Regions from separate parts of the Mus musculus genome. Here region 2 is linked to region 1. The links are chromatin loops, found by intact Hi-C in ENCODE. Cell type or tissue: heart. All regions are shown on one strand.

Region 1 (5,000 bases):
AGGAAGGTGGCACCCAGACAGGACAACCACATGGTTAGGCAGCCATCCCTGGCCCAGATGTGCAAGAGTGTAACTCATCAGGACCAAGGCGGTGTAGTCAATCACTTGTGAGGGACATTGTCCAGTCACTGTTCAGATGGGGAAACTGAGGCCCCAAGCAACAGGGAGTCCTACTGTACCACCTCCCTTCCCTCCCTCAAGCCTTCCTGAGGGTGCACCCTAGCCTGCTCCCTGGAGGAATTCGAAAAAATTGGGGGGGAACCAAGGCAAAAATTGGGGTCCTAAAGATTTTCAGTGGTATCCAGTGGTATCAGGTGGGAACCAAGTTCTTTTTATATAGAGGGTCAGAGGATCAGGAAAATTGGTTGGAGGATGCTCCAGCTCTTGCTCTGTGGAGCATTCCATGGCCAGCATCCTCTTTCCCATAGTGCCTTTGGGCCCTGAGAAGAGGGATGAAGGAGACCAGGCCTCCCACTTCATGCCCTATGTAGCTGCTCTCTTCCTTTTCTTCTTCCTTCCTGGTCCTCTGCTCCCCCCCCCCATCTTCTCTCTCTCTCTCTCCTCCTTCCTCTCTCTCTCTCTCTCTCTCTCTCTCTCTGTTTCTCTCTCTCTCCCCTTTCCCCTCCCCCCCTCATTTATTAAATAAACTGTAGCTGTCTTCAGACATACTAGGAGAAGACATCAAATCCCATTACAGATGGATGTGAGCCACCATGTGGTTGCTGGGAATTGAACTCAGGACCTCTGGAAGAGTGCGCTTAACCACTGAGCCATCTCTCCAGCCCCTCTCTGCCTCTCTTATTCACATAAGTTCTGATGCATCCCATCTGTGCCAGCCTGGGCTGGATGGCAACATGGCAGAGAGAGGATCTCTGTCCTCATGGTGTCCAGGCTAGCTCTTTCTCTCTGGTGCCCAATTAATGTTTGCGGAATGACTATACAGATGTCTCTCTTTTGTCTTCCTCAGCCCTCTCTGGGTCCTGTCACGCTTCTCTGCCTTGCTCTGTGGCTCAGCACCTCTGCCTTGCACACACAGGCTTCAGACACGTGGTTCTCAGGAATGATGGTGATTTTGGCTAACATGTATTGCATGCTTGTGTGTAGTGGGCTCTGGGCTAATACCCCGCTTTTATGGCCTCTTCTGTCCTAAACATCGTTGGATGATGAAATTAATGAGGGAGCGAGCGAGTGAACCAGTTCCTTCCCCTGCCTTCTGCCAGGCTTTTTTCGCCTCAGACAGTGCTCATGAAAGGCCAGATGGTAAGCTCAGGTGGTCGAGTACCAGCCCGGCATGCTCAGGGCCCCGGCTTCGGTTCCCATCCTTGCATAAGCCAGGCATAGTGGCTTGCATTGACGTCCCATCATTCAAGAGGCCAAGGTGGGACATTCAAGATCAGTTTGGGTTGCATGTCCCTTACAAAGCCAGTCTGGGTGACACAAGACCCTGTCTCTCACACACAAAGGTGTTCAGTAAATGTTAGATGGAGGACGGGGAAGATGAATAGGCAGGTGAGAGGGATGAAGGGGGTAGGCAGCGAGTGGTGAGGTGGAAGGATGAACAGATGAGCATAAAGATGGAGGGAGGGGTGAGTGGGGGGAGGGGTGAGTGGGTGAATAGAGGGATGGATGGATGGGTGATGAGTGGGTAGATGGATGGATGGGTGGGTGAGTGGATAGATGGATGGATGGGTGGGTGGGTGGGTGGACAGATGGATGGATGGGTGGGTGGATAGGTGACTGAGTGAGTGAGTGGTTAGATGGAGGGGGGAGGTGGGTGGGCTAGAGGATGTGCAGGCTTGCATCCTTTTCCTGTTTTTCTGCCCAACACACAGTAGGCCAGCTTACCTCTTCCTGGGCAAAGCATCCCATAGTATTCTTTAGTCCCTTGGGTTTCATTTCCCCCAACCTCTGACTACCTTAGGTGAGGGAGCACAGTGCAGGCAGAGGCTAAACTCCTGGTATCCTTCTTTTTTCCCTTCTAGGAAGCAGCCACAGAGCCCCAAAGCTCCTGCACCCCAGCCACCCCCCATCCTCAAAGTCTTCAATCGGCCCATCCTCTTTGACATTGTGTCCCGGGGCTCCACTGCGGACCTAGATGGACTGCTCTCCTTCTTGTTGACCCACAAGAAGCGCCTGACTGATGAGGAGTTCCGGGGTGAGCCGCACCAGTGGGCAGGGGGAGGGGTCTGCTCTGCTTGGGTAATCCTCTTCCCCGGTTTGCGTATCTCTTTGGGCCAAACACACAGAAGATCATTGGGTAGAGTCTGGACTCCTGCATCCTTCACCACGTTACGGAATTCATTCATGCAGTAGCCAACCAAAGTTTAGCCACGGGGGCTCTAACACACTTCTACACATTGATGGTGTGGTTCCCCCAGCCCCGAAGTGCTCTAAACAGGCAGCTGGAATCCCATGTCCCCCGTGGGTAGCATGGCAGTGGGTCGGGATAGCTGGAAGGTGGCAAGGTTACGGTTGGGATTCTCAGTTGCACTTCTAGAGATCTGCCTCACCCTCACCAGCTCCCCTCCCTGGCCCGACTCCCTCAGTCGCCACCCACAACATCCCTTTGCAGGGCTCCACAAAACCTGCATCCTCCCCTGCATGTTTTTCTGGCTGGAGGCTGATTAGCTCATCTGATTTTCAGGGTTATCTGGAATCTCTGCCCCACCCCTCCCACACGCCCTCGGGGTAGTTCACAACCTCTGTCAATGGGCCATTTAGAGCCGGGCTCCAGCAGGCTCCATAACCAGAGACATTCCGCCACCTGGTGGTCAGCTGAGGAACTGCTTCCTCTTTAGCAGTGGTTCCACAGCCGAAGCCGGGACCCAGGACCCGATTCCCCTTATGCCAGATGTGATTTGGAATCACGGAAGGTGCCTGGGTGGCTCCTTTAGTGAGTTCTTACTAATTCAGCGAGATGCCACTGGGTACCGAAGAAGTACCAGACACTGGGCTGGTGTCCGGAGGGAGGTGGAGGTGAGGTGGGGCTGAAAATGAGGAATTGAGCAAGGCATATAAGATTCGGTCTTAAGTGGCTCTCGGTTATTCAGGAGGGACCGGCATTGATCTTGCGACCACGTAAACAAGCACTGAGTTACAAACGGTGAAGGGTATCTAGTCAGGGGATGTGAAACAACCCCTCACACCCCCCCACCCCACCCCCCAGTCAGAGAGTTACATTAGTGTGTGAAAAGGGACGAAGGAGTGTTTCAGGTTGGATAGCTATGAAGGGACAGTGATTACAAAGACCCCGTGGCTTTCCATGACCTCTGAGATGACTATAGCAACTGCTGTATGCAAAGTGGATGAAGGACCACAGAGGCTGGGCAAGCCAAGGGGGCGGGGCTATCTTGGGCTTGTGAGAGACAGTGCCTGGTTCAGGGTGATGGTGGCAGAGATGACAGCCAAAGGGGTACCAGAAAAATGGATAAAACAGACATGCTGCAACAGGCGTGGGGCTGGGGTGGGGTGGGGGCGCTGAAAATTCAGGATGGGACTCCAGGGAGGGGAATTGTGTTACCATGGAGAGCTGATATTGCTGGTGATACTGGTAAAATGGAGGGTTGATACCACCCCATGACAGAGATTGGGGATGCATCTGCACAGCCCCCAGGGGCTCTGCCAGCATTCAGGGCAGCCCCCACCTGGTGCCCATGGGAAGCTGTACCCACGGATTGGTTCCGTGAACAGCTGGCTGGTGTTAGCCTGGGCCAGCTGCCCAGAAGACGGGAGAAAGGCTGGGGTGGGGGTCAGGCTGGATGCTTCCGAGGCTTAAGGCTCTCCCTGTATCTGGGGAGGGGGCCTTACATTTCCTTCCACAGGATGCTAACCCCAGCATTGACATTTAAGGGGGGCTTGTTGATGCCTGGGGTCCTGTGAATCACAATATTGGTTGATTCACCGATGTCCCCTTGATTGCTGATGAGAGATAATGCCAGGACTCCAACCCTGAGGGTCAGCCGGCAAAGCTCACCCTCACCCCATGTCTGTGGCTCCCACCTTGGATCCGTCGCCCAGGCCTGGTTGGTGGTGTTGGTGGGCGCTTGCATTTTACTGATTCTTTAGAGACGGAAGCTAGTTCCTGTAGCCAAACACATCGTAGCAAGGGAAAGGAACTTAGAAAAGGGTGTTGGTGAACATTGGGGAGAGGTGACAGGCACCGGGCCCACTCAGACTTCGAAAGATGTTGGACAGGAATGGAAAATGTTTACACTTACGTGTCTATGAGACCCCCCAGACACACTGTGCCCCTCTTTATACTCAGTCCAAGCTTTAGGGAGCATTGTGGTCAGCCCTTCACTCCCCTCTAGCGACACTGGTGTAAATGCTTCACGGGACAGGCTTCTGGGTTCTCATGTGTGGACAAGTGCTACCTGACATGCGTCTTGCTTTTAGAGCTGATAAAGGCTCTCACAAGCTCAGTGGGGTAAAATACCCGCTGTGACAGCAAAAAGACCTGGGTTCAGATCCCAGCATCCACAGAAAAAGCCAGGCAAGGTGGCACATGTCGGGGATCTCCCACTCTTGAGGAGGTGGGAACAGGCAGATAACCCCTTGCACCCACCTACCCACCACGCCTACCCCCTGCCACCCAGACCCTCCCTGAGCCAGTGAGCTGCAGGTTCAGTGAGAGACTCTGTCTGGAAAGTAAAGCGGAGAGTGATGAGGCAGACATCCAGTGCTGGCCCGAGGCCTCCATGCAGACACACATAGGAAGCACAGAGGGGGGGAGAATGGCTCTGACAGGTCTGAGCCAGGCAGTGGTGGCCCACACCTTTGATCCCAGCACTCAGGAGGCAGAGGCAGGCAGAGCTGTGATTTCAAGGACAGCCTGGTCTACAGAATAAGTTCCAGGATAACCTGGGCTACATAGTGAGACTCTGTCTCAGAATAAACAACAGTAACAAAAATCAACAACAAGATGTATGGTTGACATTTTTTTTTTAATGCGCATGCATACCTGCATGCAAACATGGCTCGCAACCATGGCCCATCTCTCT
Region 2 (5,000 bases), 52 kb before region 1:
CCCAGTTCTGCACAGTGGTGATAGACCCTGAGTATGGGGCATTGGTTACTTTTTAGAAAGGAAAAAAAAACAGCATAATAGTGGATCCAAGTGGAAGGGACCTTATTCGAATGAAGTTAAGATCTGAGCCCTTTACGGTGGCACGTAGCTGTGAGCCCAGCACTCAGAAGGCAGACACAGGCAGATCTCTGTGGGTTTGAGGTCAGCCTGATCTCTACAGGGAGACCATATCACACCAACAACTTCAATATAGGACCACTGAAACCACACATGTGTCATCTGCAGGGTTACAGCGAGGGGACACAGCACGCTGCTGTTGTGTTGTGAGACACAGGACCTGTGATCTGCATGGAAAACGTCAGACAGCCCCTCTTTAGCTTAACTGTCCTTTTCAAAAGTGTTGGTCATGGGATTTCGAGAAAGACTGAGGAATGTTCCAGACTGATGGACCTAAGAGATCAGGCAACCATACTGCATGAAACCAGGACTGGGGTCCTAGACACAAAGGCGAATTGAGGCTGATCAATGCTATTAGTTTCCTGCTGGTGGGCAAACCATGGCTTTCTGGAACATCTTTGTTTGGAGAGAATGAGCATCAGAGTGTTTAGCTGATTTCAGTGGCCCGGTTTTTGTATGGGAGTTGCAATGTTTTCAAGAATTTAAGATCATGGGGTTTTGTTGTTGTTTTGTTTAGTTTTTGTTTGTTTGGTTGTTTGTTTTTTTAAAATGGTTTTAGAAGTTTTAGAAGCTGTGGCAAGATTTGCCTGGAGTTTGAAGCCAGCCTGAGTTATAGAGCCAATTCTAGGCTAGCCTTGGCTATACAGTGATGGGCATTTTCTCTCCCTCAGGGATGCAGGTCTAGGCCACATTAGACCAGGTTAAAAGCAGATAGAGGCAGGTTTAGGAGGCAACTCTCAGTGGGTTCACCCATCTCCCAGGTTAGTGAAGTCACACATCCAGGATAAAGCAAGGGGGTTTTATATCACCTAGATGAGGAGTGATGACCACCAGTTAGGAGCTCTGATGGTGATCATACATGGTCAGAAACTGAGCCCCTGGGCGGGCACTCTTGGGTAGGTTGGTGGAAATGGAGAGATGGAGAGATATTAGCCCTGAGCTTTTTCCAAGCAGGCGTGGGGCATGGGGGGACAGGGTAGAGGGGGAGTTTCATCTGGGTGGGAGGGGTTGGAGGAAGGAGGAAAGATGGGGTTTCTCAGCTTGTGTAGGGGATGTGCAGGGGTTCCAGTGTAACATACAATAATACCCGTCTCAAGAAAAATAGAACTAAACCAGGCTTGATGGCGCAGGCCTTTAACCCCAGCACTTGGGAGGCAGAGGCAGGCAGATTTCTGAGTTTGAGGCCAGCCTGGTCTACAAAGTGAGTTCCAGGACAACCAGGGCTACACAGAGAAACCCTGTCTCAAAAAAACAAAAACAAACAAACAAAAAAAACCCCAAGCAAACAAACAAAAAAGGAGTCAACTCTAGAGCAAGTGCTTTCTGATGAGTAGAGGAACGGGTGGATGGACGAACGGGTGGATGGACAAACGGGTGGATGGACGGGTGGAGGCAGAGAGGGAGGGATGGGGAGATGAAGAAAGGGAAGGATGAATGGATGGGTGAACTTTCAAGACCTGTCTCAGGACACCAAGCTACTATCTAAAAGATCCATCTTTCTTGTGTCGAGTCACATGTGGTTTCTGAGTGTCTCAGCTGGAATGGAGCAGGTTGAGCCATCAGGATTCTCTCTGAAGCCAGAGGCCCCAGTGCAGGCTGTTATCTCTCCATGGAATTAGGGAGTCTTCCCAAAGGTGGGTGGGGTTCTGGCAGAGCTGGGACACTGGGGAGGCTGTTGTAGGAAGATTGCATCTTGGGATGCCCGAGGCGGGGAGTCTGGGTGGGGTGGGAACAAGCTGAAATTGGTGGCTTGGGCACCTATCAGTAGGAGATCTAACGTGACTGGGCATGCAAGAGATAAGGACGGTCGGATCTTTCCCCGCCCGCGACTTCTTGGGGTCATGCCTGTAGTTTGGGTCAATCTTTCTGCCATCTGCCTCCTGAAAGGGTAAATTAAAATCATTTAACAAGATTTAGTATATGCTTTTCTGGCCCCTAGACATCTTCTCACTGCCCTTACTATGAACCACAACTAATTTCCTTCCTTCCTTCCTTCCTTCCTTCCTTCCTTCCTTCCTTCCTTCCTCCCTCCCTCCCTCCCTCCCTCCCTCCCTCCCTCCCTTCTTCCCTCCCTTCCTTCCTTTATTTTTTGGTTTTCGAAACAGGGTTTCTCTGTGTATCCCTGGCTGTCCTGGAACTCACTCTGTAGACCAGGCTGTCCTGGAACTCAGAAATCCACCTGCCTCTGCCTCCCGAGTGCTGGGATTAAAGGCGTGCGCCACCACTGCCCAAATTACTCCCAGCCCCTGCTCGCCCTTCCCGTGCACCGCTCACAGCTCTCCGGCTCCCTCAATTTAAGGCTTTGCTTAAGCGCCATGGTCACTCTATCCTCCGTGACCATCACAGTACGGAGCAGCAGCAGTGCAGAGTAGGATTACTGAATACTCAGTGTGGGCGGAGTACCAGGCTCTCCACTTGGAATTTGGGCTGTTATCTCTCCATGGAATTAGGGAGTGTTCCCTAAACACACTGAGCTCTGTGTTTCAGGACGCAGCAGCTAGGCTGCATTGTGGCTGAGGTGAGCCGGGGTGTAGGCTGTGGGGCGCGAACCTGGCACTTTGGAGGACCCTGGATTGGGAAACAAGGCCCCGTCAGGGTTTGAGCTGTAAACCCGGCCAGAGCATCCCAACCTGGGCGCGGCTCACCAGGTGCAAGACGCCCGCGCTTCCGCTAAGCCCCGCCTCCAGACCAATGGCGCGGCGGCTGCGGGGGCGGCGGGCTTCGATTGGTCGGAAGGGCGCGGCGGTGGGCGCCCATTGGCAGAGCCCCTGAGGGGCGGGGCCGAGTGCTCCATGGCTCCGGCCTGCGGGCGGCGCTCGGCGCTCGCTGCGAGGCGCGGGCGGAAGTGGCGACGCTGGCGTCCCGGGAGGCGGCGGGCGGCGACAGCCCGGGCGCGGACGCCCTCGGCGCGGGCTGGGGCATCACCAAGGGCCTCGACCCCGAAATGGCGCTGCTGGCCGAGCACCTGCTCAAGCCGCTGCCCGCAGACCGGCAGATCGAGACCGGGCCCTTCCTGGAGGCTGTGGCTCACCTGCCGCCCTTCTTTGGTGAGTCCCGGGCTTTGCCAGTCCTCCTCACCTGCCCAGATCCCTCTTCCTCAGATGCACCCGGGCCCTTAACTCCCTGTCATCCATTGCACCCAAACACCGCTTGCTATTGCACCGTGGGCATGCTTCATCAGCCCTCCGGCTGCGCCTAACATCTTCATCCCCGGCTTCATTTTCCGCCCCCTTCAGAATGGTTCTCAATTCTCCCCCACCCTCACTCTGAACGATAAGCCCTACCCCCCACCCCAGCCTCTTCCCATCCCAGACCAAAGAACACCCCCATCCCACCCCACCACCTCCAAGGACTTGAAGATGGAGCTGCAAAACTCAAGGGCCCTTTTTAGAGGAAGTCATGAAAAGGGTTTCCCCCATCTGGGAAAGGGGGCTGGATTGTGGGGGTGATGTCAGCTGCAGGGTGCTTAGCTCGGATCCCCACCCCCTTTCGAAAAGGAAAAAGTCCGGTCTTCCATATGTCAAGTTGAAGCACCTCCCAGGAGCGCTGGAATGAGTCCCCAAGCCACTTTCAGGCGCGTTCTCTCCCCGCCCCTCCTCCAGCCTAAGACCTTGTTGTAAAGTGGAAGGAAAACTAATGCCTCCTGCCCTGCCCTTTGCCTTGCGGTTCACAGAGGGTGCTGCTACCTGAGCCCAGCTTTCTTCTTGGTGGGGACGCTCCCAGCGCCCTACCCTGCTAGCTCACTTGGTGACTTTGCAGGATGACACCAGCTCCCGGGTACAGAGTCCAGTTGAAATACTTGGACAGAGCCTTGAAACCGCCTTAGCCTGAGGAGGTCTGGCACCCACTCAACCCCTGGTGGGGATAGGGCGTGTGTGGCCATGTAGATCTGTGTCTTGGAGTCCCTATCTGTGAAATGGCAGGTTTGGGGGTGGGGACTAAATGAGAGCCTGTGAAGGGTGGGTGTTAGCTGTGGAAAGGAACTTGTGTGAAGTTCTTGAATCTAGTTTCGGGCCCAATGCGCCAGCCTGGAGGAGCATCCCGAGAGCAGGTCTCAGGCTTTCTCAGAGGCTGAGAAAGCTCCAGCACTGCCCAGTGGGTGCTCTGTCAACCCGTGGCATGCCTAAGACCTGCTTTTTTTCGCCTGTATCTCAGCTGTAGATCAGATTGCATCTCCAGAGAGAGGGAGCTGTTGGCGTTAGCTTTGGTTTTTATGACAGCATTATGTTGTTTTTAAAAATATATTTATTTGTGTGTGTTGGCATGGGGGGGGGGACAGACAGGCGGGGGCTGGAGGACCGTTTTCGGAAGTTTGTTCTCTCCTTCCACAATATGGGTTCTGGGAACCAAACTCAGGTCATGGGGCTCCACAGTGACCTGCTGAGTCACCTCCCAGCCCCGACAACACTATGTCTTCTGTGCCCTTGGCTTTCTGAGTAGTTGCTAGTTCGAGCCAGCCTGTCCTGGGTTCGTAATCTGCTGGAGCCAGTGCTTCTCAAGGGATGGCAGTTTTGTTCCTTAGAGGGGGTGGGGGGGCAGTATCTGCTTGTCTGTGGAGATGGTTTTGTTCTTTGTCGTTGAGGGGTGGAGCAGAATGCTACAGAGCACCCTCTGGGTACAATGCCCCTCAATACATAAGCCACAAAAGGGTGCTGCAACCCATCAGCAGCTCCACAGTGGTGGTGGCATGACTTCCCTGTCCCTCACCAACGTGGCATGGCTGCACTTGGGGGCACCCCTAGTGCCTAAATGTCCGGCTGGTTTGGGAAGAGATGGAAGGAGGCAGCTGAAGCTAAGGCAGACGAGTCACCCTCGCTCGCTCC

Evidence for each region. Peaks named below come from ENCODE experiments on the same cell type or tissue, not always from the same donor. Only the 100,000 strongest peaks of a DNase experiment are listed, where the experiment ranks them.
Region 2: it touches region 1 in a loop (4-fold over the local background); 8 of 42 quality-filtered maps call a loop at or near these places.

The regions. Positions count from the first base shown.
Region 1 is chr5:114,637,279-114,642,278 of GRCm38, reverse strand. Trpv4 (transient receptor potential cation channel, subfamily V, member 4) reads left to right here. Exons shown (of 16, transcript NM_022017.3): 3 at 1,983-2,155. Among named protein-coding and RNA genes, the nearest start is that of Trpv4, 19 kb to the left of the region's middle. In heart, no CTCF peak of the experiment used is centred here; DNase peaks (open chromatin) are centred at 2,678 and 3,382; H3K4me3 peaks cover 651 bases; H3K27me3 peaks cover 4,512 bases.
Region 2 is chr5:114,688,983-114,693,982 of GRCm38, reverse strand. It overlaps Gltp (glycolipid transfer protein), which reads left to right and starts at 3,048. Exons shown (of 5, transcript NM_019821.2): 1 at 3,048-3,224. The coding sequence starts at 3,122. In heart, a CTCF peak has its summit at 2,962; DNase peaks (open chromatin) are centred at 2,902 and 3,692; H3K4me3 peaks cover 2,078 bases; H3K27ac peaks cover 1,648 bases; H3K27me3 peaks cover 966 bases.